2 separate regions of the Mus musculus genome follow, and region 2 is linked to region 1. The links are chromatin loops, found by intact Hi-C in ENCODE. Cell type or tissue: gastrocnemius. All regions are shown on one strand. Links, peaks and the distances in the headings refer to the core of each region. The heading gives the core; the rest is flanking DNA.

Region 1 (15,670 bases), core at 3,446-11,445:
TGTAGACCAGGCTGGCCTCGAATTCAGAAATCTGCCTGCCTCTGCCTCCCGAGTGCTGGGACTAAAGGCGTGCGCCACCACTCCTGGCTTAATGTTGTTCTTGTAAGAGTTGCCTTGGTCATGGTATCTGTTCACAGCAATAAACCCCTAATGAAGACAACATCTCAGCTTGTCTGAGAGTGTCTCCCTGCAGCTCTTGATATTATATAAGACTGGGGAAGGAGGAGGCTGGTATCTGGTTGGTTCCAGGAACTTCCTGAAATGATTCAGTTGTTTATTTCCTGTGTCCTAAAGAACTTCCCTACAGATTGGAATGATTCTCCTTTCCTCCAAACATCTTGAACATTAAAGAGTTACCACCTCAAAAGATTGGCGTGTCTGTTCTTCCTGAGTCTTAGCAATGTTTACATTAGTCAACATAGAGTAGGAACTCAAGGGCTTTGTGAGTTCAGTAGACAGCAGACTTGACAGAGTGGCTGAGTCACATCACACACCCACTCTCAGTCCCAGTCATACTAGAACACTATTGTTAGTTCTGTTAGCTTCACCAGTATCCCTGCTGGTAGCGTTCTTTGCTCTGGAAGCCCTTTCCCATCATTCACACTTGGGTCTTCCCTCACCTGCTCTGTCAAGAAAGCTTTCGCTGAATTGCATCTCATCTTTTCCACCCTGCTGCTGCCTGAGCAGTCACTTCAGCATAGTTTTCCAAGCTCCATTGCCTGCTAATTGTTTCCCGTCTGTTGGTTTTGTGTCCCCGGGCTAGACTGTGTGTTCTTTGAGAGTGTAACTGACTCTGTGATACTAGAGCATTTCCCACGATGCAGGACTTACAGAAGCTGTTCAGTGGTTCAATAGAGCAATTGGTTCCTCCATTGATTGGGTCAGATTCCAATACTGATTGCTGGATGTTCTCCCTGGAGAATCAGGGAAGTGGAGAAAGGGACAGTGCAAATACAAGTCACATAGAGAACTCCCATGTTATCCTGTTGGGGATTGGTTCCAATGATTTGAATTAATCTGGCCCCCAATATTGGGAACCTGTGGGTCCAAATGCTGAAGATCCTTGTCTCCAGTTGTTTTTTGATCAATCAATAAAGAGCCAACGGTCAATGGCTGGACAGGCAAACTGAGATAGGACCTTTGGATTTGCATGGGCTACAAACTGGGATAAAAGAAGACAGAGGATCACCGTGATTCGAAGGGAGACATATTGGATTTAGAGCTGCAGAAGGAAAATCATCTGAAATGTAGGTGAAAAGGAATGTGGCCCCCAAAAAGCTGCCTAGAAGCATCTTAGGCAGCCAAGACTAGGGGGCTTCCCGGAAGGAATTAGGGCACCAAAGATAAAACAGATTTAGGAGGTGTTGAGGCAGGAGTACTAGAGAGAAATGTGTGCTAGCTGAGCAGAGGATTAGAACTGCCCAGCCTTTGAGCAAGTCAAGGCATATTAAAATTAACTGACGTGTGTGCGTGTGTGTGCGTGTGTGTGCGTGTGTGTGTGTGTGTGTGTGTGTGTTTCATTCTCGAATACAGACAGCTTCTGGGTGGGTGTATGCATGTGACCTGCTGGGAGCCAAAGTGGTGTAGCCAACTACCACTACCTACGCTAGCTCTTTCAAAACACTTCAAAGTGTGAGCTTGGGATTCACCAAGGTCCTGGCTGAAGTTCCTCCATCCTTCAGAAGACAGCACAGTCTGCACCTTCCACTCCAGCTCCCATAATCACCCACACCTCAGGAGGAAGAGAAGTGAAGGAGAAGGAGAAGGAGAAGGAGATAGAGAATGAGAAGGAGATGGAGGAGAAGGAAGAGGGGGGAGGAGGAGGAGGATGAAGAGGAGGGAGGAGGAGGAGGAAGAGAAACAGAGAACCCAGAGTGAATTTGCTCAGAACCTGTCTGGAGTCTAGATGTGTTTTCAGACATAATTTGGTAAGAGTACTTCTCCACTGACCTTTATTTCAATCAGAAGTCTTGACATGAATTTGCCATCCCGTCCTGATATGGCAGTGATGCCACAGCTGATATGGCCAAAGGAAACACTAAACTTGTTTTAGAACTGAACTTGAGAAGGGAAAAGAAAAAGATGGAGACAGTGGTATGTGTTTATTTCAGACAGTCCAACCTAGAGGTGAACATTGATTTAGACTGCGAGCTAAGGATGAGTCAGCCATTCAGAAGGAGGAGATGTTCTGGTTGAAGACACAAAATCACTACTCAGGTTCATACAACCTTCTCATTAACACACAGTTCCCTTGTGGCTTAGAGATGTTGCTTGCTGACAAGTAGGAGGCTCTTAGCACATTCACTGCTCAATCCCCAGAGGAAGTAGAGCTTGGGGGCAAGCCAGACAGAGCTCTACCCCTTTCACATCCGGTGGAGTAGACAACACAAAAGCACACCAATACAAGAGGGGCAGTGTGTTTTGCAAGCCATGAATGACAGCTGTATTTGCCCTCAGAAAAGAGGCTGAAGTCGTAGCTGGGGTAGGGCTGGGGGCTGGGGGTTCTTGGTGACACCAGAGTTCTACCTTGAAAATAAACAGAAAATTTGTAGAAGGGGATGGTGTGGAGACAGGCATTCATGGGAGAGGATATCAAAGATAAAATGGACAGAAACAGCAGTGGGGCGAGATTAGAAGTGGGTGTGGTAGGGAGGACAGAGACACTTCCGGCTCATTAAGGCAGTCTAAATCCATGTCTTCTACAGGCAGGAGGAAGACAAAACAAAAACATCATCAGTAGTGACATGTGGACAGACTGATCTTTCTAGAAAGGAGATGGTTTAGGAAATGCCCCACAATAGGGGTCATGGAGTCTGCTAGATTCGTTATTGATGTGATTTTCCAGACTAAAGAGGACAGCATCAGTCTGGGGGTTGTGGAGAAGGACTAGAAGGCAGAAGGTGATTGGCCATTTAGATGTAGTATCTTTGAACTCTGGTCACGGATGGTATGCCAGCTGTTGTCAGAACCAGAGAATGAGGCTAGTAAGAGCATTATGGTGCCACCACTTCATATCAGGAATTCAGGAGGCAGGATGCATTCCAGAGAGAAACCCAGTAGCTCATGAGGTGCCTGCAGGATGTTCCAGGAACTCTGGCAGCTGGCCACGGAGGGAAAGTGAAGGCTGTTTCTAGAGTTTATGGAGACAGCCTATGGGCAGGTGACCCCAGAAATGAAAGTAATGGGTTAAAACATAGGGCTGGACCAGAGAAAGATCCCAACAAGGAAGGAGAATCAGCAATGAGTTCTAGGGAAAGACAGATGGCAATGTGTAGACCACACAGTGGATAGAAAACTGGCTAGAGCTACAAGTCTGTTGCACTTAAACACCGGACACCCATACTCTTGGTTCTAACACGCTAGTTGATGGGGTCTAACTCCGGACCCTTTACCTTCCTAAGTTATTTTAAGAGGTCGTAAGGCTGAAACAGTGGGTGATCACTATTTCTTACCAGTTAAGGGTGTAGGGCTAAGGATGTGACCTAAGACTTGTCAATGAGAATCAACTATAAGACTTTTGTTAAAACCATTGAGAAGACAAGTGTTCTGCTTCCTGCTGGGGTTGTGATATTATAGGCCACCAGTACAGAGCTTTCAAGATACCAATTTGTCACCTCTCGGGAGGCCTGGCCTGAGAATGAAAACCAGGACTGAGGGGGAGAATGGACACGCTGTTCGCCCTCTAGATCCTGCCACACCTAGGGTTTCTGTTTACTTGAACCAACAGGATGTGCTTTTAAACTTAAGCCAGTCTGATTTAAAGAGTGCTGACCCCATAGCTAATGAGAAGCTCCTGGTAACGAAGTGGCATCACGGAGAAGGCCAACATCCAGCTCTGCACTTGCACATTAAACAAATTGCCAGAGCAGGTCCGTGGTTATAACAAACAAACAAACAAACAACAAAACAAACCCAAACACTAGAACTTGACAAGCTGTCTGCCTCTCAGTACTCATCAGTACAAAAGGACAGCAGTTTCCTCTCTATCACAAGGAGTGAGTCACACATATGAGGCACGGCAGCTTCATGCTCCTGCCAAGGGCGATGGTTATGATGGAAACTGATTTATTTGAGGCCACATGTGTTAACATCATCCCAGCCAAAGAAATGCGGATATGCTTTGCTGCTACGTGCTGTTCCAAAGAGGCCCCTGGCTTGGTTGGCCACGGAGACCAAAAGCCAGGATGTTAGATATTATGTGAGTCCTGAGGTTGACCAAATGTGGGTTCTGAAAAAGGCAAGTCCACTCCCCCATGAGGATACAATAAAAAGGTGGCTTTAGATCGAGTGGATCCAGGTTGTGTAAAGAAGCCATTTCTAGAAAGGCCCAGCCTGGGCAAGGAAGATGCTGGCGAGGCTGAAGAACCTCACTGGATGTAGACTCAACTTCCATTCTCTCTGTTCACATCACCCACTTGGTATCTTGTCTTTATGGAGATTTCTGTTACTTAATGCATTCAGTCTCATCTTTCCATGTAAGAATCCATCCATCTTCCTATCTACCTACCTTCCATCCATTCCCCCAGACCTTTTCTGCACCAGACTGTAGGGGGTGCTCAATCTGGAAGGACATGTTTTCCAAGCCGACTAGGAAGAGGCCACTCTTGCCAAGAAAGACTCTTAAATGAAGCTGTGGGGTAGACTTCCACTCTGGGGCAGGTTAGAAAGGGCTTTGGATGCTGGCCCTCCATCCCAGGGGCTCTCTGCTGAGGGAGACTCTGCAAGCCCAATATCAGGAACGATGGGGCCGTGGCAGGTGGGGGATGGGCTGGTGATTAAATGAATGCTCCTGGAATAAATCAGATCAGCTCCCACACTATATTCTAATACAGCCGTGTGATAGCAGGGACCGACACTTTGAAGAGAAAATGAGGAGAGAAAATACTCAAGAAGGAGACTAGTCCATCCATTAGCTTAATTTTTCTGCCAGCCGAGACTGTCTGTACTTAATATTAGCAATAGCTCAGCTGAGAAAGCACCTGCTTTGTGCAGTCTGTTTGAAGAGGCTGCTGTGGCCAGAGGGAGCTGTCTCAGGGCCTCGATCAGGCAGTGACATGATCAGATTTGTGCTCTGGAAGGGAAAGGTCACAGTGGCTGCACTGTGGAGGATGGATGAAGGGGAAGAAGAGACGTGTGGTTGTCATGGGGCTGCTGGAAATGTCCACATGATGGAAGTTAGAATTTGGGCACTTGAAGTGGAAAGGCAAAAAATCCCTTGAGGGCAAGAGTTTGGGTCAGTTTGTCCCCTTTGACCAACAGCTAGCCCCTGCCACCAGCAGGATTTGAGAAACGCTTATAGAATTGAATTGTCTAGGACAGAAGGCTAATGGAGTCTGCATGAAACCAAACCTATGCCTCTTACCATTCTCCGCAGTGGGATGAGCATCAGAGCTGAAGGCAGAGCTGCGGTGCTTTCTGGGGGTCAGAAACCCTTGAGGTTGTAAGCAACAATTTAGGTGGACAGAATACAAAGCTACTGTTTCCTGAGTCTGCCTGGCCTGCCTGTCAGATCTGTGCAAGGAAGCCATTTCATAGGCATAGGGAGCTTAGGAATGTTTGCTGCTCATCTGGGTGAGAGAATGGCCACCTGCCTTTTTAAAAGGTCAAAAGTCAGTGGTGTCCATTGGGACTAGCTAAACTCCCTTCTTATGAAGGAGCATTACAGACACATCTGGATTCCCAAACCATTAAACAAGAATCCCCAACATGTGCTTGGATAGCGTTCAGTTCCCATAACTATGCCTTCCTTTTTGGGAGTGTGGAACCAAACCAGTGCTTTCAGATGGCTGGACTGCTGCAGGAACAGATTCCCATCATGCTCGCTGGGTTGAGCTGGGATTAAGGGCTTTCCCAGCCACAGCATCTCCTTTACATTTCTTTCCAAAAAAACTGTGTGAATCTCACAGTGCTAGGAACCCATCTTGTCAAGCCACTAACCTGTTCTTAAGAGCCTGCTCCTGCTGGCAGCCTGGCTTCACAGTCTATGTTTATGGCCCCCTTCGGGCACTGATTAGAAGGATAAGTAGACACTGGAACACTTGTTCTCAAAAGGGACTTCTTGGACCCACTGGCAAAACATTAGAGAGTGGGTCTGAAGCCCAAGAAACAAGATACCAAGGCTCTGTAAGCTTAGGGAGTATTGCAGAATCCTACCCCGGGCCAAGAGTGAGTCACAGTGAAAGCTTTTAAAATATAAAACCATCAACCTAGATTTCAGTTTCAGGGTAACACATACACGGCTATGCTTAAAAAAAAATCTGAAGCTACTTGACAGAAAAATAAAACAGCTAAGAACATTGGAATATAATGATTTACCCTCTCTCCCATTCTCCTGTAATGTGGGTCAGAGTCTACATGGGCATGACCACAAATGAACAGACAGACATGCCTTCTCCCCAGCTCTTAACACTAGTTCATGCCCAGAACCCTGTGCTTCCACGGGGCTAGGGCTCAGCTGCTCCCGGCTGCCTTCCTTCCGGCTGGCTCCTGTGCTCAGCTCCTGGTTTCTTCATCTCCCTGTTGCTGAGCTCTGGAGTTGCTTGAGGTGCCTGTTTTGAGAATAAGAGGATTCTTGTTCTATTCTTCATATGTGCGAAAGCTGTTCATTTCTCTCAAAGAGATGCAAGCTTGGTTGGTTTCTTAAATGTCCAACAAGATTTAAGATTATTTATTTAAGATTCACCAGGAAGGGTCGTCATCATGGACTGGAACACACCACCAGGAATAACTCTGCTAAGCTTGCTGAATGCAGAAAATGAATAAATTACCATTCTATATAATATTTGTCCAGAATCTGACATCAAATACAAAGTGTTTGTATTTGATCTGCACAATAACCTTAGAGAGGTGGACAGGCCAACTGACTGCAAAGACTATGTAAACTGGACATATAGATGTGTTTAAAATATATACGTTAGAAGGCTCTAAAGGCTTTAGAGACACTGGATGGAGGACAGACATTTGGGAACGTAAATCTCAGCTCTCCAATATTCGTGCATATATTTATAAACCATTTATTCGGAGCTTGTTACAAGCCAGATGAGATGGCAGTGGGTACAAAGATGACTAAAACACAGCCGTCCAGTCCAGCGTAGGAGGGAGATCAGGTTCTAGCCAGAAGTAAACAAGCCCCTGCTTTGCAGGGGGGTTGGGGGGAGGCCGATGTGTGCTCTCGAGAATGGAGGAGAACAGGCCCACAGCTCTAATCCAATGTTCCTGCGGGAGACCGGCTCGGCGGTTGTTTACTAACGCCGTAAGCACAAAAAGGAGAAGGAGGAGGAGGAGGAGGAGGAGGAGGAGGAGGAGGAGGAGGAGTGGGCTTTGCCACGTGACTGGGGTCAGCTCTCACCAGCAGGGTGGGCTGCCGGAACTCTTCCCTCACTGCACAAATATCCCCTGGGGTCTGCACACAGGGTTCCTCTTATTTCCCTCCACGAAATTAACCCGGGGCCTGTGGTTTTGGAGCAGCAGAGTGCTTGGTTCTATGGCCCCAGCGGGGTCTGGGCTGTTTGTCACCTTCCGAGCAGCCCCCGCTGATCGTCAACCGCTGCGGGGGGAGTGGGCGCCCCTGTCTTTAAGGAGCTCGGCATCGGAATCATCTCTTCTCTATCAGCTCGCACCGCTGCTCTCCGGGCCTCGATTCCTCCATGCATTCATTGTGTTATGTGTCTCAAAGATACTTTTCATACGGATACTGTTGCACACAAGCACAGGAGCACCCGCTCTTAAAAGCAAAAGCACCCGGGGCTCAAGAGCCTGACCCTACGCGCGGCTCCCACGCCTGCCTCCTGGCACCCGGGAGAGGCAGGGGACCCTCAAGTCAGGCCAAACTGTTCCCAATCTGATCCCAAAGCTGAGAGCAAGATTGAGGGCAAGACACCCCATAAAGTCGCTCTGCAGATATTGGTCTGTCATCCAGGCTTGCCGGTGACCCCAGCCTCCGGAGCTGCTGTTCACTGAGTGCGGCAGCTGCAGCCCTGGGGGGCCCTGGGAGACGCCCCCACCCCCCAAGCCAGGGTAGCAACGAGTGGGATGCATGGTTCCAGAGACTGGGAGGCGACCAGAAACCCCAGCTCGAGGAAACGTGGGCATAACCTCAACACAAAGTACTTTTTGGGGGAGTGGGGCTGAGGGGTTGTCTCTAAGTTTAGGAACCTTTCCCACTTGGGCACAACATTGTAGTGCCCAAGTGTAGATGCCTGACCACTCTTTATTGCCCACAGTAAGGCCAGCAAGGCCTAGCGCCCAAGCTTTTTTTATTATTATTTTTTTCTTTTTTCCCTGGCCTGGTTGTTTTTCGGATACTTTTTTTTTTCTCACAGTTTAAAGAAAAAAAATAAAAAAATAAAAAGGTAAGGCCATCTCAGCAGCGCCAGGCGCCTGCAGTGGAGCGTGCCTGGCCTGCAGAGGCAGACTTCTTCCACTTTTCCTCCGCCCCCGCGCAGGACTAGGCTCTGCAAGAGCCACGTTTCCACATTTCTGCCTGCCTGACAATCCTACTAGAAGTTTACAATTGCCTGGACCCCAGTGGTGGTCTTCGGCTCCAGGGCCAAGGTTTTGAAGCCGTTTTTTGGGGCCAGGACGCCTGCCCCAGAGTCTGTACACTCTTAGGAAAAGGGGAAGAAGGCGCCCCGGGAACTGTCCCAGAGAGGGCGGAGCACTCCCATCCCGGGGCAGGGCAATAAGGGAGCTCCCGCTCCCGGAACGTTGCAAGCAATCTCATGAATGTCGCAGGGGGGCACCCGCGAGGAACGGACAGGAAGAGGGCCGGGGGAATGCTAGAGCCCGGGACCACTGCACGGAAGCGGCCTTGGGCAGGGTTGCAGCCTGATCCCGGGATGGAGGGTGCCGGTGAAGAGGAGTGAGGAGGCTGGGGGAGGCAGGCCGTGAGGTCCTCGTGGAGGCCCGCAGCCTCCTGGCAGTGGAGAAGCAGGCCGCACAGGAAAGAGAGGGGTCAGGTCGGGCTGAGCCTCAGTAGGCTCAGGCGACTATATGGGAGCTGTAGACGCTCCTTTGTCGTTGTGGGCTCGGCCTGTTTGGAGCAGGCCTTTTGTGAGGAGAGTTAACCCAAACTCGGAGTTAGAGCCACATGCCGGGCACGCAGGCGCTCTGAGTTAGGGTTAGGGCGCCAGCACCTTTGGGGAGGTCTTAGGAAGTGAGTGGGTAGGGGTCTCTCCCATCCCCGAGCCGGATTGGCGCGTCAGGCGCTTGTGGATCCGAGCTGGGATTGGGGAGGGGTCTCCAGGACGTTTGATTTCGACGCTAGGATTGGGGGGATTCGAGTGCTTTGAGATCCGAGCCAGCCTTGGGGTAGGGGGAGTCAGGCAGTTGGAAAAGGCGAGGTGGTTATTTGGGGAGGGGTCTCCGCGCTTAGGCGGATTGCAAAATCGCGCCGTGAAAAGCCTAAGGCTTTGTCAAGAGAGATTTCTGTGCAAGAGTGGAATCAGCTAGGCCAGACCAAGAGAGAAAGTGAACAAATCAGGACTACAAGGGGGGGTGGGAGACCCTGAGAGGGGGGGTCACAAAGGGGGAGACAATGGCCACCAGGCGTTTAACCGACGCTTTCTTGTTGTTGCGGAATAATTCCATCCAAACCCGGCAGCTGTTAGCCGAGCAAGTGAGTAGTCACACCACCTCCAGCCCTCTGCATTCACGTAGCATTGCTGCGGTGAGTCTTCCTGGCGGCCTCTCCAGACACACACACCGTGTGCACTGCGGCTCTGCCTGTCTGTCTGTCTCTTGTCTGTCTCTCTGTCTAAAAAGAAAAAAAAAAAAGAAAAAAAGAACAACAACAATAACAAGGCGACGACGACTAGGAGTGTGATACAGAAGGAAGTGGAGCACGGCCATGGCTTATGGGGCACTTGCAACCCCCAATGGGGACCACAGTATCAACCCCTGCCCTGCCTTCTCACTTCCTGGGCCTCCTGGTCCTCCTCCCCCACCATCCGTCGGGCAGCCTCGATTTACATATGTTTTAACACGAGGACTTGGAACCTAGGCCTTTCTCCAACCTTCTTTTTGTTTTGTTCTGTTCTGTTTGGCACTCCCCCCCCCCCCCCCTGCAATGGCCTCACTTTGGTTCTGTGGGCCAGGTGGGTGGTTAGCTGACTCAAATCCTTGCAGACCCCCCCCCCCCAGGAAGGAGTGTGTGTGTGTGTGTGTGTGTGTGTGTGTGTGTGTGTGGTCTGCTCAGCTCAGCTCATTTTCTTTCCCACTATTTTTCTTCCAATGGCCCTAGTTCTCGGTGTGGCCATGTACACTAGGAGTAATTGCTTTGCTGCCCCCCCCCCCCGCCCTCCCCCCTCCGAGGACTCATGTTGGTGAGATTGCAAGGTGCTAGGCGCTTCATTTTCCATTTCCCACACAGGAAATTAAGCTTCTCCATTCGAACTTTTTTTTAAAAAAACAAAACAAAACAAAAAAAGGAACCAACATGATGCGGATGTGAAAATTAATCCCCCAAAATAGCACATGGCTTTTGATTTTATTGACCAGAACTTCACTTCGCCTAGCAGTGTAGGGTTTTGTTATTGTTGTTGTTCTTTTTCAAAGCAATGTTCCAGTATGATTGCTGTATTTGGTTTGTTTTTGATGGAGGCTTTGGCTTCCAGAGCCTCAGTTTCCTGCTCTCTCAGATAGGGGGCGGGTCTGAATGGTGCAGCCAGATGAATATTGTTAGCTTTGTAATAATACCTTTAATTGAAAAGGGAAGGTTTGAATGGAAGCAGCCTTGAAACATGGGGGAATGCACGGTCACCCCACGACCTTAGGGGCTGCATTTGAAACATAGTTCGTGAAACGCTGCAGCTTTCCCGCCTTTTAAACAGTTGCCTTTTAATTTTTTCCTTTTATCATTTATGGAAGTGCTAATGAAAAACTAAGCTGTGTATCGTGATTGTCACTGTCTTGCCAGGACAGTTGTCCCTGTTTAGGTCACGGTGGAAAATATGTTTGACCATATTATTCACAGAAAAGGGATTTTTTATTCTGTGCAAGCAGTTTTAAGGATAAAAGGATGCAGGATGTTAACTTCGGTCCCAAGGCATAGAAAACTAGCTCGGAGTGTGTTGGGGCTTTTGTTTACATTTACATTTGAAGGATGTTTTACATTTTTAGACTGAAAGAAATAATATTACATAGAAATAAGTAGGAAACAAATCTTAGCATGGAAATGTGTTCATTCTAATGTGGTTTTTGAAAAGAGTCTCCAGAAATAAACCGGAGAAATAGTGAATGAATATAATCTGTGGGCCTTCAGTTATGTTAAATAAAGGTCTCCTGTTCTTTATGACTTAATTTTATGCTACCTCATGGGGGAAAACAAACAAAACAAAACAGAGCCAAACCCACGCTAAAGCTTCCAGGGTCTCTGTTTAAATTGATGAAAAAGATACTGTTTGGTTTTTAAATTTTAATTCTGTAAAGTTCTAAGTAGCTTTAATCTTTAGATTACCTGAGAGAAAAAATTTGACCCTTAATTCAGAGAGTTTAAAACACAGTATCTTGGACCGGCACCTTTTCAAAAACACGTTGCTGTGTCCAATTACTTTTTAAATATTTTTCTAAATTAGACAATTTGAACATATCTGTTTGTGTATCTATCTATCTATATATGGAATAAAATAATTTAAAATGTTTAAAATAATATGTGGTTTGGAAAAGCAGGCAATGTTAAGAAATATACAGCTATATTTAACAAATTCAGACAGTTTTTTTGAAAGTGATTTATAAGTACAGCTAAAATTCATGTTGAAGTCAAGAACATTAAAAATATTTTCATATGTCACACTACTGAAAATACTGGATGCTTTTATTAGCCGGTGCTTCTGGAATTTTTCTTAGATAACTAAAAAGGACTCAAGTCCGTGGAAATACCTGTGTGTTCAGTTTAGATTGCCTCCCCCCACCAAAAAAAAAAAACAAAAAAACAAAAAACAAAACAAAAAAACCCCAGCTTTTTTTCAGTCCAACAAAAATAGTCTACCTAAATTACAATTTAAAAAACAAAAGTGCATTTTCATATTTCTGCATTTTTCTCTGTGTTTCCGACTGTTAATTTTCAATTTCTTCATAAGGTTTTTCCACAAACTATTTCTGCACACAAAATAATCAAGAATATCAAGATATTAACAGGATAGAGATTACAGTTTTTAATAATTCTTTTGGAAGTCAAAAAAGCATTATAAATATTTTGTAAAAAGAAAAGATATGCTTAAGACAATTTTTGAAAACTACAACATCATGCATACAGTGCTTCTAGCTCAGAACAAATTTGAGAACCACATTTTTGTCTTGCAGATTTCAAAATCATGTAGTAAATCAAAAGTTTATTGATCAGCTTTGAATATGGACAAGATATTAGAAATTGTAATTAGATTTGTTAATTGTACTAGATATCTTGAAATGCTTAATACTAAAGGAGCGCTCACTTTATATATTCTGCTTTCAAAGGTAAAGGGAGCGGGAAAGCTGAGCTCCTGACTGAGCTCCAGAGGTGCAGCTTACCCCAGGGACTTTAGCCACATTACTTTCCTATTTTCTTTTTTCCAGCAGATTTTTCAGCTTGGAAAAATTGCAAATAAAAACTTAAAAGTATAAACTTGTCTTAGTCACCTAAGACAAAAGAGACAATTTGTAGATGCATATTTAAACTTAGATAATTAAAAAGGAAGTAACCAAGCCAGAGAATTTGATTTTTAAAATACATTACCTGGAAATTTAAATTTCTAATTAGAAGACCAAACTGTAGACATTGATTTTGGTGTGTGTGCTGTCTCATGTGTAACCAAATGTAAGTATCTAAAATAATAGATTATTTAAATTTTAATATCAAGCTTTTATGTCCTTATATGAAAACAGTACTACAGAAATGGCTTGCTGGGAGGTTTGTGTATGTGCCTGTCTCACACAACTCAAAACAAACCACAGTGGAAGCCTGAACTTGTAAAAGCATTAAGCCCATATTTTTTAAATAGTAGTTTGAAGAAAAAGCTGTAAGTTTGTTGGTGATGGTTGCTGTAGGAGACCGTGCATGCAATGTAGACTTACAGCTAGGTGCAGGTAGACGTGCTGCAAACAAGAATGGATTTCAGGAGGATTTGCAGCAGCAAAACAAGCAACAGAAAGTCCCAAGGGCCAGACTGGACCTAAAGGCCTTGGCCCAATGTCCCTTTTTCTGGAGCCTTCATGTTTCTCTGCTGGACACTTCTGTGATGGGCAAGACAGTCGGCAGCTGTCACTTTTTACTTCTGAAATGTGTTTTTCTTTATCAATGCCAGCAGTTATCCTGTCTCCCACTCACTCGGTAGTCTGTCCCTGATGTCTGCGGGAGAGGACACTAATTCTTCCTGCTTGTGGACCCCACAGCTGCCTTGTTCCCTGGAGGGTTTTTCTAGGTTCAGCCATCCCGGGTCAGACGCATAGTTTGTTTCTTCTCTGGGAATGAGGGCTGATTTTTCTCTATTCTTTTTAAAATTCAGCACAACATCTGTCCAGGTTTCTACTCATTTATGTTTTGTGTTCATATTAATAAAGTTAACATTAGAAACAGACTGGGGGTTGGTTTTTGTGTCCAAGCCACAGGCACTTGTTGGTAATTTTCAGGAGCTGTGTTCTGTCTTGGGTTTGGGGCATCCATCACGTTATCCCTCGGGCAGCATATGATAAAGGGAGAGTGATGGATGTGAGTCTGGGAATTTAGTCTAAGCCCTGCTCTGCTGTGGATGTAATCTTTTTGGACATCTTTTGTCTCGTTGCTAAATTGAGGATTTTGAGTGAGGTGATCTCTGGTGGCCCCATCAATTCAGCAGTGTTTTCTGCAGTTCTGTTTTAATACTTGTTTCTCCTGACCAAAGCACACAACCTTACCTTTAAATTGAAAAGGAGAAATCCATAGTCAACAACAGTGTGTGGCTGTCAGCTCAAGGTTACTAATGAAAAATACCTAGAAGTAGCTCCAGCACATTGCAGAAGTAACTTTCTGATATCATGTCTGCCAAGAACAGGTAGTGCCTCATGCAGGCGGTTGCAAGCAGTTAGCTTCAGGAACCTGAATGTATTTATGAAGTTAAATTAATATACGTGTGCATGTGTGTATATATATTTTTATTAATTTTTTTTTAAATCTTGGGATGCCTGAAAGGGCAAGGCTGTGCCAGCTGGTTGAGATGCCGTGTTGCTCTTGTTTTCTTGGTTCTTGGGAGTCTGAGCCAGGAGTGGGAGTTCTTGGTTAGTGTTGACTGCTGATCTATACTCTGCTGTAAAAGCATGCACAATCTATAAATGGAAGCTAGAGTTAATTGCTCCTAGATTAGTTTGAAACTAGCACATTATTTTTAATAAAATCTGTGTTTGGTGGTAGGGAAAACCTAAGGATTGACTACGGTTATAGGGAACCCGAGGTCCTTAGTCTTGACTGTGATATTAGTGAAGATTTATTGAGTGCTTACTGTGTGCCTGGCAAGGCGCAGCCTGTTCCATGAGTAACCTTGTGTCATACTGGGTGAAGTTGGTGCTTAGGTGGTTCACCTGAGCAGAATGATGGGGTAGTGGAGTTAGGATATGACCCAAGTCACCCACCTCATGAATTTGGCAATGTGGGTAAAGCCCTGGCCACACTGGCCCTGGCTGATGCCCAATGGGTATGGAAGGACGTAGTTGATTAATGACATTTTTTTTCCTCTTGCAGTCGGCTAGCCTGGGTTGGTTTTTTGTTTTGTTTTGTTTTGTTTTTGTTTTTGTTTTTTTGTTTTTTGTTTCTCTCTCCTTTTTACAGCCATCCACAGTCAATTTAACTTGCTCATTGAAGGGTCTCAGTCTGCTGGAAAATCATGTTTCTGTCTGTAGGCTCCAAGTATGAAATCACTGTATATTTCTCTTTAGATATGTTTGCTTTTCTGTGTGTAAAGATTCTGTGTGAGCAGGAGACTGACTTGTAAATGAGCGTGCTTTGCTGGATGAGAGTGAAGCAAACTTTTATTTTGGCAGCAATGGGAATAAAATAAACACCAGTATAGCACAGACCTGTGCTTCCAGCTCGCTTTGCTCAACTCCTCCAGACCCCTGAGCAAACACAGATGGGTTTCCACTTCTCAGTTTTATGTAGAAAGTCCTTTAGACTATAAATTCCAAATGCTATTTGGAATGTTTCAGTGTTAGCTTGATTGCATGCCATGGGCAGGTCCCAAGCCTTGGTTTAGACAATGTAAAGGTTTAGAAGGTGGTGATGGGTAGTAAGCTGTTTTCATTGGACTAGACTATGCTCTTTCCTGATGGTAATTCTTAGGTTTTTAACTCCGGTCTTGACTACATTTCCTGGTAATTTTGTGGTGGGGGTTTTGAAAACCTCCTGTGTTTTAAGAAATAAAATGAAGGTGGTCTTTGAAAAGGTGGTGTGCTGAATTTATTCCTGATATGCAAGTAATTCCAGGAATTATTAATAAAAATAGAGGCTGGAGGGTGGGATGCAGAAAGGCTTGGTGCACCTGGGCTGCCCCCATCCTCCCCGGCAGCAGATACTGTGACTGTGACATTTTGAAGTGTAGCTTTGAGCATTTGTAAGTGTTGCTTTTATTCCTAGTCTCGTGATTGTAATTTCACCTCTTAGTGCCTAGTAATTGTAGGGATGAGAAGAAGAGAATGTGTGTGGCCAGCTAATAACCCACGGCAC
Region 2 (15,670 bases), core at 5,141-13,140, 270 kb before region 1:
ATTTGGGGATCAAATTGGTTTTAAATTAACTTCTAAAAATGTTCAGTGTTTACCATCTGGTTTGGGTCGTGGGCAAGGCTCGGCCCCCCGAGAGCAGAGGCGCTATTTGGGGATTTGACTGTAGCATTTCCTCTTCTCAAACGATCTTCCTCCCCCTCCCCAGGAGGGGGGTGGCTGAGCAGACCTTTAATTTAATGTCTGTGCATCTGGCGCTGGTCTGCAATGACATCTTTCTATGTGTCTTGTTTCTCAATCACTTTTCCAGCCTGTGGAGGCCACCGGGACTGGCCAGGTGGCAGGAAGGGAAGGGATAGTGGCCCCTGAACTCCTCCCAGGAGAGCGGACCCAGTCAGCCATTATGGTGTCTCTTGGAACAAGGAGGTGGGGGGCTGGCAATCAACTTTACCTCTGAATTAAGGCTTGAGTAGCAGAGGCAGTTTTCAGTGGAGAGGGATTCATTTCGAGGTCATTTTGAAAGAGCCTTGAGGCTCTCTTTCTGTTCAGCAGTGTTGCTTCTCTGCCTCCCAGATCCTGGGTTTTGGGGACACTTGGAAAGTGTAAGGAAGGCAGGTGGGCTTGGACTCTCCTCACTAGTGTTCACCCCTGGGATTCTCACAAACGGTTGCTATGGGGGAGCAGAAGTTGCCCCGGTTAGCTTTGCAACTGAGTGTACAGTACACAGTAGGCACTCAATGTATGCTTTGTGATGGCTGAATGGCCCAAGGTTCAAACAGCTCCTGAGAGAGAGCTGAATTTATTCTTCCCTCTGTCCATTTGTTTGTACTTTGTTGTTCTGTTGGTTTTTTGAGAACTCCCTGCCTCTGCCTTCTAAGTGCTAGGATTGCAGATGTGAGCTACCATGTTTAATCTGATTAAATAAATATGGGGTACGCTGGTCAGAAGTTCCTGACCCAGAGTCCTAATCTGCCTTCATCTCTATTAACAATAAGCAGTATTCTTTCAGTGTCACCAGCTGCCCCTGAGTGTCAGCCTGTCCCTCGTCCGTGTTGCAGACATTGCATTTATCACTACTGCTTGGACTTGACAGTGAAGAAAGAATTCCTGTTCTCAGCTACCCAGTGTCACAGCTTCACATCTGAAGGCTATTTCAGTGTAAGTGACTTTCATTTAAAGACAATGCCTTCTATATTTTAGTTTTGTTTTCTTTCATTCCTTTCCTTCCTTCCTTTTTTCCTTTCCTTTCCTTTCCTTTCCTTTCCTTTCCTTTCCTTTCCTTTCCTTTCCTTTCCTTTCCTTTCCTTTCCTTTCCTTTCCTTTCCTTTCCTCTCCTCTCCTCTCCTCTCCTCTCCTCTCCTCTCCTCTCCTCTCCTCTCCTCTCCTCTCCTCTCCTCTCCTCTCCTCTCCTCTCCTCTCCTCTCCTCTCCTCTCTTTCTCTCCTACCCCCTTGGTTGTTTTGAGATAGGGTTTCTGTATAGCCTTGGCTGTCCTAGAACTCACTCTGTAGACCAGGCTGGCCTCAAACCAAAGATCCTCCTGCCTCTGTATCCTGAGTGCTGCCCGATGCCTTTTAAATTTTCAAAAGATTTTTCTCAATGTTTTTCTGAGGAGGGTGCTCAGGCATTAAGAGCTGCCAGAGAAGGCCTCAGCATCAACAACTCTACCAATCCCATCCTTAGGCTGACAGCCCCATTCTTCTACAGTCTAGGGACAGCATGGTGCTTCCATACAGTTGAAATTGTATGGCCGCTTTAGGGTCGCTTTGGAATCTCATGGAGGGGCTGATCCCTATAGCTAGAGCCCCTCTATTCTGGGGATCAGCCCATAGACCATGTGTTAGAAATGAGAACAACATTTAAAAAAAAGTCAGGCAGTGGTGGTACACACCTTTAATCCCAGCAACTTGAGAGGCAGAGGCAGGCAGATTTTTAAGTCTGTGGACAACCTGGTCTAAAGAGTGTCTTCCAGGACAGTTAGAACTACACAAGAAGGTCTATCTCAAACAACGATGATGACAACAACAACAACAACAGGAAAGAAAGAAAGAAAAAAAGAAACAAAGGAAGACAGAAACAAAGAGGACCACAGGCCTCACATGGACCCACAGAGGCCCAGGTCCCAATCCACAGTCCTAAACACTGCCCACCTCCTTTGTTTCCACTAAGCTTCAGTAGTGAGAGTTTCTGCCCACAGCCCAACTCCACCTCTGTTCATTATACTAACTCCATAACGTGTGTGGAGTTTGATGCTACAACCTATAACATCAGCACGTGTGCACACACACATCAGTGGTTTGTCCCCTGGCCACCCTGGGCTCCTGAAGGATGTCACTAAGAGAGAACCACAGCCCTAGCAGTGTTTCCAATGCATGTGCCAACACTATGGCTGCCTCTATCTAGATGCCAGACCCCACACTGGGTGGTGCCACAGAACTCCCCTAAGGAAGTACTTAGTGTCTGCGAGGAGGTGACAGGCAGGCTCCCTAACAGCAGGGATGCTGGGTGTTAGGAGATGTGCAGAGTGGGTAATAGAGGGACCAGGACCAAACAGGAAGAAACCTGCCTGAGCCACTGTGCCCTGCAGGGACAGCTATGGGGTCTTGCAAGAATCACGAAGACCAAACCCAGGAGATGCATGCCAAGAATGGCTAGGGTAAGGAGGGTGAACTGTGTTATTCTCTACAAAATTCATCTAGCCCTGCAGAAGTGGAGACCAGAAGGCTCACACAGAGGTAACGGGATGTACTAATGTCCTGAGGTTAGCTGACCAGAGGGCAGTGTGAAGAGTGGGGCAGACCCTTATCAGGACCAGACTATAGGACCTGCTGGGCTGGCGCCAGAGCATCCCCACAGGGCTCCATACTCACCAGAGCACTTTGCAGGGGACACTGGTAGCCAGTGGGATGGCAGTGCTGTCTCTCTGCCCATTCTGTGGGGACATCCCCAAGGAACAACTCCTCGACTAGATGGGGTGCCACGCCAGGTTGCTGTTGCATGTGAGATTGCAGGTGCAGCAGACTAAGTTCATGCATGCTGAAGCCCAGGGCCACCATGCAGTCACCTGGGACCTGGGAGCTCAGCAGCTTACACAGCATCCCTGGCATCCAGGCCTGACCTAGGGGCAGCCATCCTGTACATGAGGGGCATCTCCTGCCACCCACAACAATGGGGTCTGGCATCTGGATAGAGGCAGCATAGTGTTGGCACATGCATTGGAAACACTGCTGGGGTGGAGATGTGTATTGAACAGAGAAATGAAAACCTATCTGGGTGTTCCCCTCTTTCTGAGCTAAGCTTTGGCATCCCCAGCCTCTTTCACTCAAGCCTGGGCCCCATAGCCTCAGTTTCCCCAATGGGGGTGGGGTGGGAGGACTTCTCCATCTTGTCATCTTCATAAAAGGTCTCCAGTTCTCCTTCTGGTCAAACCTCATGGTCCTAACTGGGGCTTTGGTCGCTGTCTACCACTCAATGTACTTAGTCTCTTAGTCTTAGTGCCAGGCTCCCAGTGCTGTCTTGGATTACCTCCCGAGGGAAGGACAGAGACGCTGAGCAGAGGGACATCTCTCAAGTGTCTCTCTCTGACCAGTGCCCCCTTTCCCTGGTTCATCCTCCAGTAGCAAGCTGTTTCCAGGGCCCGACAACACATACTCTAGGGGTCGCAGGCTGCTGGAGGATCTGGGCCAGCCACTCTGCATTGCTGTTGGTGAAAATGACTATACCGAAACAAGACCAGAAAGATAGCTCAGTGGGTAAAGTATGCCACAGGAGCATAATGTCCCCCGAGTTTCATTTTCATTGTCCACACAGTGAAAAGCAGTTGTGGTGTGTGCCTATAATCCTAGCTCTAAGGTAGAGACAGGAGGATCTCGCTAAGGATGGATGGAGAGTCCCAGATCCCAGTGAGAGAGTGTATCAAAAAACTAAGGTGGAGAATGGCTGACAACCTACCTCTGCATGCACACACACACACACACACACACACACACTCACACACACACACACACACACACACAGAGAGAGAGAGAAAGATAGAGACAGAGAGATAAGACAGATAGAGAGAGAGAGAGAGACAGAGAGACAGAGAGACAGAGAGAGAGAGAGAGAGAGAGAGAGGTGGTCAGCTGACCTGGACTTCAGGCTCTTGTCTGCTAGCAGAGTTACTAGGCCCTGGGGTGTGCAGAAGTGGAAAGGAACAAACTGACTCCCAGCCCCATAGTCATAGCCAAGGATAGAAAAACCTTCCCAAGGCCTCATTGCTGTGGGTAGCAGGGGACGCCCCTCATTCCCTGGTGCCCACCTGGGTTGCCATCTTAATATGGATTTCATACTTAAGTTGTTATCATCCAAGCAGAAAATGGCTCCCAGTTTTCCTTCAGGCCCTCTGCTAACATGACGGAGAAAGCCTCCGCCGAGGCCCAATGAGTCTTAAGCCCCAGCTCCCTTTCTCGCAGCGAGAGCAGACGCTGAGGCCGAGATTGGCCGTGAATCTAGAGAGAACCCAATTATGTGGTTTTGTTTCACCGAGTCTCTTCACAGTTATTTCTTATTTATGGCGAGTGGCTGTTCTCTGCATCCACAGCGATGTTAGGCATCCTTTAAAAATAATTATATCACACTATAAATGTGTACTGTTTACTGTATGCCAATTATACCCCAATAAGGTTGTAAAGATGCATGAATATGTTTAAGTAAATAAAAGTAAGTTGGTCTGAAGAAAAATAGTCAGTGGCTAATAGACCAGGCGGTTGCTACAGTGAGGGAAGTCACCCTGTACATTTGAGAACCTCAGATGGGGCCTGGAATATGGAATGACCTTCCTCGGACATCCAGACTATCATCTCGAAGTCTGAGCCCTACTGACCCCTTTCTACATGCCTCTCAGAAAGCAACAAGGCCTACTTGGAGAGTACAGTGGGGCTTTCTAGGAAGAAAGTTCTAGAAGTTTCTTAGAACTGCTCCGGAGTGTTGCTGCAGGCCAGAACGGACAACATAACGTTCCCTCTCTGTGCACTCAGTGACTCTGCTAGGAGCTGCCTAGGTCCCAGTTGGGCTGAATAAGGTAGGGCTGCAGCCCAGAGCCTGGGAAAAGTGCTAGGAGCAATTTGGAGAGCCGGCGCCCTACCTCCTCCCGGCACCCAAAGCGCTAGCAGATGTTTGGCAGGCAGATTTCCTCATGAGCTCAGGAGGCATGTGGAGGACAGGGCAAGTTCAGTCCTTGACCTCAGAATGGAATGGGCTGAGGAGACCCAGGGGTGTGGGGAGGGGGAGCGGGAATAAGCGAGGAAGCCACACTCCCTCCCCCTCAGCTCCCAGTCTGGGGGCGGGGGGGGGGTGAAGAGTGACCTGATGCTTATGACAGATGAGGGTGGACGGCTGCAGGGCTAGGAGAACTGGGTGGAAACCCTGGGTTCTCTCTGCCCAGTTATTTCCTGCCTCAGTTCTTTGAACCGGTCGTGCTTTCTGCCTGACCCATCTTCCTGTGGATCTCAGAATGGGGACTTCTCTCAACCAGATGTCACCATCTCCAGGGACCCTCTAGGACATTTGTTACCATACCCTGCGTTTCTGCTTTGCAGCACAGTTAGTGTCATGCTAAATGTACATTATACACATCCCCGTTTGCCTCTTTAGCACACGTCCTACTGTGTGCCCAGTGCACCAGCTCAACAGAGGCAAGCCTGTGTGTGTATGTGTGTGTGTGTGTGTGTGTGTGTGTGTGTAACAGGCTGCATGTATCATTCAGTTTTACCCTTGTTGGCTGGACGTGATGCCTGACAGTTTCCTCCTCCAGATGCCAGGTCCAGAGGAGAGAAAGCAAGCACTCAGGTTGGAAGGCAGCCTCTGGGGACCCAGGAGAATCGACTCAACTTCACAGAAGTCAGTGCCAAGGCTCAGAGGGAGACATCTCCCACTCAGCCCAGCAGCACATGGTTGGCAGCTTAAGGGAGTCTTACCCAGTTGAGATCCAGGGCCCAGTGGGTGTGGGAGCAGGACCACAGTGATGGGCATACCATTAGGCACTGGCTGCTAACACTGGGTCTCCCAGTGTAGATGGCCATCCCCTGAAGTCCCGGCTGTTTCTTTGGCGCTAGCTGTGAAGGAGAAAGAACCTGGTCAGAGACCTGATCCACAGGCACCATGTGTGCTGCCTGGCCTGTCTGCTCGCCCTGTGTCAGGGGCCAAGCAGGCTGCACTGCCCGCCTCAGGTTCCAGAAACCCAGATGCTTGCTGACTGCATGCAGCAGGCTTGTCATTGTCCCTTTCTCTGTAGTGGGCCACAGACCAGGGTCTATTCAGTGCTCACTGAGTGTGTGGCGGGAGATGAGAACCTGAGCCGGAGAGCAGCCACATAGACCGTATCCCACCAGGCCCTCTTACCTAAGCCTGGCCAGGAGCCAGCACCACCTCGAGGGAGCTGTCTGAGGATGAACAAAGCAGCAGGGGTCCTTCTGGTGACCCCAGGATGGGCTGGCAAGGGCATGGGGTCAGCTCCCCACAGCTCCTAGCGGCTGCTCAGAATTGAACTCAAGACTTCAGCTAAGGAGCTGTAATCCCTTCAGAGTTGTCAACTCCAACTCAGAAGGACAACTGATACAGCCTGGATGGCAGGATGCTAGTGTGAGCAGTGTCCAAATCTTACAGTAGTGACGGTTCTCATGGTGGCCTCTGACCCCAGACGCTAGCTACTGGATCAGGCTTGCCAACCCAGCCCTTCCCACTGAGCCTGGGGCCCAAGTGGATTGGGAGGGGCTCAGAGAACCTTGGCCAGCCAGGGCCTCCAGGGAAGGCTGCAGATGGGGTAGAGAACTCTCTCACAGTGTATTCCCATCCCTTTCCCACTGCAGGTTTCCAGCTGTGTTTGAGGGGAGGCCAGGGGAACCCCATTTTACCCCTCTATCTGCTCTACACTTGGACCCCAAAGTCTCTGTGCCCAGCAATCTCTCAGGGAAGTTTATGTTCCTGGGATCTGGGGTCACGTGCAGAATCTCTGGGGACCCTGTCACTAGCTGAGAAAGCTGAGTGCTGTAGCTAGTAATGAGGGTAATGGTGCCACGGATCGAGTAAGGATCCACGTGGTTTTGTGGTGTGTCCTGTGATCTTTGCAGCCATCTTCTGTGGCTTGATGGTTCAGTTCCATGGGTTTGTGACACTCACCAAGAAAAGCCAGAACTGGAGCCCGGGTTGTCAGATTCAAACCTGACAGGGTGACTGCTCCTCATTTGGGTCACCGGTGAGAACACCGGGAGTTGAGTTGGAGATCCAGAGTGCGGGACACATGTGTGGAGAGTAAAAATCTGAGTGTGGCCCTTGGCCCTAGAGATCAATGGATTTGTTGATCATGGTCAGACAAGTAGGAGAAACAAAACCAAACAGTAACCGAGGCAAGGTGTCTTCTTAATGTGCGCACATCGTCACTTGGGGAAGCAAGGCTGACCGAAGTCTTGCATGATAGAAGATGGGGTGTTCAGCATTAACTTGGCACAGTATCAATATGACCTGAACCAGATCACTATGGTCGGTGCATGGGCATCCCCACTGAGCCCATGAGTCCCGGACTGAGACAGACTTGTCTAAGCTGTCAGCCAGAGCACATTGTGGCGCTTCTGAGCCACAGTCATGGTCGGAAGCTGCTGGATTCTCTGGATTCAATTCTGCAGGTTAATTTGAACATCACCGGTGTCAATGAAACCTGTCGCAAAGTGTTGATTTGGTGAACAGATGGGAGCAGAGAAGAATCCGGAGGGGTCAGACTTATTTACCTGGTTGGGAAATGAAGCTTACATTTCACAGTGAAATAGCACACAGGTTCTGAAAATGAGAGAGTCGTGTCTCCATGAATCTCTGGTCCTCGAAGAGATGCTGTCTCTGTTGGGAAGGAAGCCGTCACACCCTCCCCGAAGGCACCGAGAAGAGATGTCACGCTCTGTCACAAAGCTTCAGATGCTATTTCCCCCAAGTGGGCTTTCGTGCATGTTATTCTTCTGCGAGAAGTTAGGATTTAATTACGTTGGGAGACTATAATATATAGTCAGACCTTTTTGTCTTCAGAACACGAATACACACACAAAGCTCCGTACAATGGGGACTTTTGTGAAGAAAGCCCCAGAGGCCAGCCATGCTGGCTTCCCATAACCTCAATGTAAAGGTTGTTAAAAAAAAATCAACTACCAACCCAACTAATAGTTAGAAATAGTCTCACGACGTTGCCCCTTTACAGCTTTGGGACAGACCTCGATTTTCTTTCCTTTCTTCCCCCCACACCCCCTTCTTCTCCTCTTTTCCCACAGGAAAGTCTTAACTAGCTGAACCACTACCGGCAGATGGGGCCATGGCTGGGTCATACAACTCTTTGCAGGGACCTGAAAGCAAGGGCCAAATTGATTTTTATCAACCATGGATTTTTAATTAACAGTGGTGTCCACTTTACTGCCGTTCAGTATTTACTGTTTACCCACTAATTAAAAATTATGTTGCTTTTGCACTCATAAGAGCGGGGACATTTGAAATTAGATAGCATCGTTCAAATTACCTGCAGAATTAAATTTACAGTACCCAACTGCTTGGACCAGGCTCCCAGAGCTGAAAATATGATCTGCCATGGCCCGATGTGTTAGCGGGAGCTAGAACACTAGGGACAGGCCACTTGCACAAACACCATATGGGGTATGTTTGTGGCTGTGGGGAGTGTGGATGCTGCCTGAGTCCTTGATTGTGGGGCTCTAGAGATGCCCTGAGGTCCTCACATCTAAAGAGCCCATTTCTAGGGAGTCACCTAGGTTGGAGGCTAGATCTATGCCATGCTGTGGCACTCCACAGCCTTGGGGGAAACATCTTCTGTCTGGCCATTGCCGGGGAATGCCATCTGCATGGCCATTTGGAGTTCAGGACCATTCACAGCCACATCCAAGAGTTGAGGATGCAGAATCTCAGAGTGGTAGAGAGATTTAGCTGCTGTCACTATGAGGATGTTGTCTCTCAAAGATGCTTGCTTCTTTCTTCTTCTTCTTCTTCTTCTTCTTCTTCTTCTTCTTCTTCTTCTTCTTCTTCTTCTTCTTCTTCTTCTTCTTCTTCTTCTTCTTCTTCTTCTTCTTCTTCTCCTGCTTCTTCTTCTTCTTCTTCTTCTTCTTCTTCTTCTTCTTCTTCTTCTTCTTCTTCTTCTTCTTCTTCTTCTTCTTCTTCTTCTTCTTCTTCTCTCTCTCTCTCTCTCTCTCTCTCTCTCTCTCTCTCTCTCTCTCTCTCTCTCCTTCTTCTTTTGTAGTACCAACTCACACCTGCTAGGAGCCGAGACTGACGTGGAACTCACGATCCTCCTTATTAAGCCTCCTAAGTGTTGGGTAGAGAGATGAGTATTAACAAGCCAGCTCTTAGATGTGTGTATGCACATCCATGTACAGGACAGAGGACATCTTGGCTGTAATTCTTTGGACATTGTTCACCTTTTTCTGTTTTAATTTAATTTTCGAGGCAGGTCTCTTTGTAGATTGGAATTCACCAAGTAGATAGGCACTCTTTTCTTTTCTTCCTTTCTTTCTTCCTTCCTTCCTTCCTTCCTTTCTTTTTTTGTTTGTTTTTTAAAAAAACAACAACATGGGTGCTAAGGAATTAAACCCATTTAGACAACTTTAAAAATGCAGTAAAACATATCTAATACAATAATCACGGCTGGATACAGTGGCATATATATGTTTAATCACGGGTTCAAGGTCAGCCTGGAGTATAGAGACTCTGCCTCAACAAACAAACAAAACCTGATCATCCCATTCCAAATGCACCCTTTAGGCATTTTAAAGCACTCAGTCTGGTGGCATTTAGAATGATCGCAATGCCAGGCAGCTATCATCTCTGTCTAGTTCCAGCTATCCAGGCACCATGTAAGGAAGCTTGCTCTCTACATCCACCACTCCCCTCTCCTCGGAGCCTGCAACTAGCAACCTCACTGTTACTATGAATGGACATCATCTATATATTTCCCATGGATGGAATCCACTATGCTTGCCTGCTTCTCACCAAAGTCACCCCTAAGACGTGAGGGTATTAACATTCTTCAGATAAGCAGTGGAGGCCGGGAAAGCCTGCATGCCCAGCCCTGAGAAGGCTAGGATGAGAGATGATGATGATGATGATGATGATGATGATGATGTGTGTGTGTGTGTGTGTGTGTGTGTGTGTGTCTGTGTGTCTGTGTGTGTCTGTGTGTAGGACAGTGGAGACCTTCTCTGCTCTGGCTGCCTAATCCTCAGAAAAGCAAGAGTAGAAGACTGAAGAGAGGGCTGAGCGAGCTAAGAGCACTTAAGAATCCGAGTTTGGATCCCTAGCACCTATGTGGAAGACGAGATGTGACCGGGTGTTTCTGTAAACCCAGAGCTGGTGGGAAGAATGGTGGAGACAGGAAGTTGGCTCGAGTTCACTGGCCAGCCAGTCTAGTAAAGATTTAGTGAGCTACGAATTCCGTGAGAGACAGTTTTTCAAAAGAATAAGGTTGAGAGTCACTGAGGAAGAGAGTTGTCTCTACATGAGTATTCATGTACACACCTGTACACAGATGTTTGCAAACATGCATGCTGAGCATGCACGCATGTGTGCACACTCACAAACATATACACATACACACAGCACACACAAACACACACACACACATACACACACACACACACACACACACACACACACACACACACACCCCTATTGGAGGGTTCTAGATTTACAGGATTGCCCATGAGGGTTAGAATTCTTTCTTGAAGAGACTGATACCTATAACACAGAGCCACCATGACTCTGAGTGTCTTTAAGGAAGAGTACATGATAGTCCCTACCATCCCAGGCTTCCCCAGTGTCCTTAGCTGTCCAGCCTAGCTTTCTCCTAGTCCAAGAGATTTGCGGATTCTCTCTTTTCCCTTACCCAGCAGATCCCACAAGGCCACTCTGCCATGTGGCCTTGTCTTTCACTGGTTCTTGTGCTGACTCTTAGGCTGGCACTGTCACCCCACATCTATTGGAAGAGCCATGCCTGGCACAGCCCCTCTGCTCTCTGACCCATTCCCCACGCCCTTCCACACCAGCCATTAGGTATCTCCTTCCTATTTGCTTTTGTATTTTGACTTTTCATTTTTGGGAACAATTTTAGGCTATGTTGCAGAAGCAGTAGAGTTCTGGTATACCCTCTGCCTAGCTACTCTGAAGGTTCTCATCTAATCTACTCAGACATCCAATGATGATCAAAACCAGGAAGTAGAGTGTAGTCAACAGCCTGTTCCAGGTTCATTCTCTGCCATGTTTATGACAGTTTTAGGGTCAGGCATTTAATTGTCATGTCTTTTCTACATGTCTTTGGTTTTATCTTTCCCAACCTTGACACTTTTGGAGAACACTGGACAGTCACTTCACAGAGTCCCTTTGTCTGGAACTAGTGTTTTCTCTTGATTGAGATTGACCCATTCCTTGTGGCAAGAGTAATGAGTGACTTCACTTCACTGTGTCAAAAGGCGCCGGGTTGGCCAGTCAACAGTTTGGACTTCATTTCTATGCCCACTGTTGAGGACGGGTGTCTTGGTGGTTACTAATAGACTCAAGGCCTCCTTGAGACCTGGTAACATCCTTGCCTACCATTGTAAGCCCTGACCTATGTGTTTCCTGACCTGGAGGCCATCACTTGTCCTGAGTTTATAGCTGGCTTGTGCTGTAAGGAAGAGAGCTGCCCATCTCTTCCGAGGGTCAGTGCAGCTCTTGTGTCCACTCATAACCGCTCCTGGGTGCAGTCTTTAGTTTGCAAAGTGTAGACCATTATTATCAGTGCCTTGTTCCCCAAAGCCCCACTAATCTGGACACTGGGTGTGCCTGTAGTTCATCTCCAGTGTTTTCTCCAAATAACCTGGTCAGGTTTTGTTTGTTTGTTTGTTTGTTTGTTTGTTTAACCTTTCCCAGATAGCAAAAGATCTTCTGAATTCACTTAGACTCAGGCTAGATTCACTCCCAATGTTCTTTTAACAGAAAATGGTGTGCGGATATCAGGGGCTGGGCTTTCCCTGTTGGTGGGCCTCAGTGTTTCTTCCCCACTTGTCCTCCCTGATTCTTTCCCCTTCCTCTCTATTTCTTTTCTCTCTCCCTCCTTCTTCTCTCCCTGCTCCTTCTTCGTTCCCTTCCCTTTTCCCTTTTCCCTCTTCCCTCCCCTCTTCTCTTCTTGTCTCTCCTCCCTTTCTTCCCTTCTCCCTCCTTCCCCTCCTCTCTCCCTCCCTCCTCTTTTCCTCCCTGTTCCTCCTCCTGTCCCCTCTCCATCCTTCCTTTCTTCTTTCTCTCATTTCTTCTATTGATTCCTGCTCTTTCCTTTCTTTTTTTCCTCATTGCTTCTCTTCTTTCTGTATTTTCCCCTCTCTCCCTTCCTTTCCTCTACAGTATTGCCAAGTGAGTCCACCTGTCTCATTAGGACCAGGTTCTCCTTTCTTTCTCTTAATGCCACTCTCAGCACAGTGCCTGGTTGATGCCCTAGAAATAGTCCTGGAAAGTTCTCAGTCTAACACTCCCCAGTTCTCCTTCCCTCAGTTAAACGCAGGAGCACTTCCTCTCACTGTGAGCAGCATCCCCGGTTGCCTTGTACACACCTCTTCCTTCTCTCAGGAAGTGGCTGTCAGGGTCAGACTAGTGGTAGATTTGTAGCTGTTGGGACTTTTGAGAAAGGGCATTAAGTAACAGCATTCCCAGGATTCACAGCCCAGGCAAGTGGAGGGCGGTGCCATGTGAACACTGGATCCGGTCAAGGGCTGGTTCCAGACTCCCAGCCCTCTGCTCTATGCCTGTACACCATATAAAGTCACAGATACAGCGTCACCGGTTACTCATGGCTTCAAAGATCCATGGTCGAAAAGGTAAAAAAGAAATAGGTGAAATTAATCATAGCATCTTTTTAGCTAGCCGAGACATTACATTACAAGTGATGATGGAGACATTGGATATTCAGACCTTGCATAGACTTCACAGCATGGCATCAAAGTTGGGTGCTGTGTGGTTTACAACCACAGATCCATTTAGGTTAGGTCGGTCACCTCCTAGCAATGGGTGGGTCACTGTATGGAACAGAACCCCAGCTAAGGAATGGAGTGTGGGTCTTCTTTAGACAATAGGGTGGGGTTGGGGGTCCAGTAGGTTTAGTTTTCTACTCAGACTCTGGTCCTGCAGCCCTACTCTGTGCTCTGTGTATAAATCAAATTTCCCCTCCCTTCTTTTCTTCCCTTCTTTTAGTTCTGCAAAGCGAATCCAGAAGATCTTTTGCTACCTGGGAAAGGTTAAACAAACAAACAAAACCTGACCAGGTCATTTGGAGAAAACACTGGAGATGAACTACAGGCACACCCAGTGTCCAGGTTAGTGGGGCTTTGGGGAACAAGGCACTGGTAATAATGGTCTACACTTTGCAAACTAAAATCTGCACCCAGGAGCAGTAATGAGTGGACATAAGAGCTGCACTGACCCTCGGAAGAGATGGGCAGCTCTCTTCCTTACAGCACAAGCCAGCTATAAACTCAGGACAAGGTTGTCTTGGACCTTAAACACACTTTGTAGCCAAGTTTGCCCTTGCTCTGTTAATCCTCCTGCCTTCACCTCCGGAGTGCTGATTTGCTTTAAAAAAAAAAAAAAAAAAAAAAGTACTTGATTTACAAGGAAACAAACAAAAAAGTCAGAACATCTCTGGTTTCTTTCAAACCCTCAGCCGGAAGTGATTCACCTGGAGTGCTTGGGCTTGGAGTAAGTGTCAACAACAGGTCCCACCCAAACAATAAGCTCTTGATTAGCAGAGGCCTCCTTATGCACACTGGGACTCGCTGGCTGATGAGGCTCAGAAAGCCCCAGAAACTGGCTGTCAGAGGAGCGGCCCTCGCCCAAGAACACGTGCTTTGGGATGAGATCGCCATCCACAAGGCATGAGGTCATCCAGTTGATCTCCCCAGAGAAGTGCTCAGATTGGCACGTCATGAAAACACCAACAAATCACAGAAGAATGAAGACAAAATTGGACGCCCCAGAGCCTGTGGGCCCCTCTGCGGTGTTTGGCTCAGCTTCAGCCCCCTTCACGTGTCTTGCATTTGGCCATAATCTTAAAGCCTTGTAATCCATTGAATTCAAGGCCTCTGTGCTTAGGGAGTGTGTGTGTGTACATTTCAACCCTGGGAAACTCAGAAATAGCAAGTTCTAGAATGAGCACGTCCCAGTTTCCACTCCTGGCAGTTTCTCAGGCCTTTTGGAATGTGTTCTCTGCTGGGTGACCTCAGTGTATGACTGCCCCGAGGACCCCGGGAAGCATGGGACACCTGCAACAGTCGATTCCCAGATGGAAGATGCATAGGGGTCTTGAAGGCCCACATGAGAAGGCTAGCAAGGAACAGCAGGACTCCCCAGTGTCCTCCCAGCTTTCCATACACCCCCAGAATCCAGGCATCAGTGATGTAGTTTGGCTTTGCCATTGGTGTGGCTCTGCAGTCATGAGCTCCTGTGCGTGGGAAGCCTTTTGTCAAGGGGAGAGGTTTGCCGCTGGGACATCTTTCCCGAGGTCGGAGTTTAGCATTTCCTGCTAAGGGAAGAGGAAGCCCACTACTTCTGGGATGGGAAAGGAATGAGGGGGCTTGGGGAGACAAGATTTGGCCCACTCCGCTGGCCCATCCACCAGGTTTTTCTGTTTGTTTGTTTAAGAATGTTCCAGCATTAAAAATTCCCATCAAAATTCTCTCTGGGCCTCATGGTAATGTTAATTACTCTGCACTGAGCTGGGGCTCCCCCAACACCCCTGCCCGCCCCAGACGAAAACTGGAAACTTCTAGCCAGAGCCCAGCTGTTTCAAAATAGCTCAGGCATCTTGGTGATTAATAGGAGCTCTTCCCTCTTTACCCAGATGTGGAGTCTAACAGACAAGGTTTCCTCTGCTTTGACAGCACCACGTTCCCAGCTCTGTCTCTCTTTAGCTATCCACAGTCTGTGCTGCTCCAATCCATCCTCCATCGTGGACATAGAGTGGTTGGGCGGAGACGGTTGAATGCTTGCTGGTTCTGGATGGCCGTATTGGTGGACACTGTGTCTGTCCTAAGGGGTGTAGCTCTGAAACACTGCATGCTGAACAGATCTATGTCTGGAAGTCCCCATCACACCAACAAATCCTTGTGGATTTCTTGGCAGAAGAGCCAAGTTGCGTTGTTCGGTAGAAAAGGAATTTGGCATGAGTGTCCCAAGGTTGTGGTGTGTTCTGTAGGCAACAGGACATCGATCTGAGTAAATGGTAGTGAAGGCCTCCCGATGAACCATGAAATGGGTGCTTGAGAAGAAACCTAGAGCAAGCACCTCTAAGAACTGGAATCCATTGAGACTTGAGAACTTGGTGGCCATCAGGTCTTCTCCTAAAGGACCAACAACCTTCTCATCTATCAGAAATAGTTAGAAGGTTGACGGTCTTCATGAGAACATGGGGACTGGAGATCTTCATGAGGTGTCTTGTGTCCCTAGACTTCTCAAAGATCTAGGGGGCGACTGGAAACCACCCCAGCATTGGGGTAGGCTGGGCTGTTCTTGGGAGTCCCCACAAGGGGGACCTCTTGAGCTTCAGTTGGGGTGGTTGGGAGTCCGGGTGGAAACCCTGCACAGGCCTCTTCCAGAGTTGGCCGCCAGCCGAGGGCCAAAGGACTCCCTTTCTTCCTCCTTCCAGGTCTTTGGGCAAGCAAAGTCCACCGAAGGCC

Evidence for each region. Hi-C counts contacts between places; a loop is a spot of excess contacts. Peaks named below come from ENCODE experiments on the same cell type or tissue, not always from the same donor. Only the 100,000 strongest peaks of a DNase experiment are listed, where the experiment ranks them.
Region 2: it touches region 1 in a loop (2.6-fold over the local background); 2 of 42 quality-filtered maps call a loop at or near these places.

The regions. Positions count from the first base shown.
Region 1 is chr2:174,067,523-174,083,192 of GRCm38, forward strand. Stx16 (syntaxin 16) reads left to right here and starts at 9,529. Exons shown (of 9, transcript NM_172675.4): 1 at 9,529-9,667. The coding sequence starts at 9,536. In gastrocnemius, for the core only: CTCF peaks have their summits at 8,428 and 8,637; DNase peaks (open chromatin) are centred at 7,250, 7,487, 7,886, 8,474 and 4 more places; H3K4me3 peaks cover 4,125 bases; H3K27ac peaks cover 6,276 bases.
Region 2 is chr2:173,796,499-173,812,168 of GRCm38, forward strand. It overlaps the pseudogene Gm14371. Among named protein-coding and RNA genes, the nearest start is that of Vapb, 67 kb to the left of the region's middle. In gastrocnemius, for the core only: no CTCF peak of the experiment used is centred there; no DNase peak of the experiment used is centred there; H3K27ac peaks cover 1,734 bases.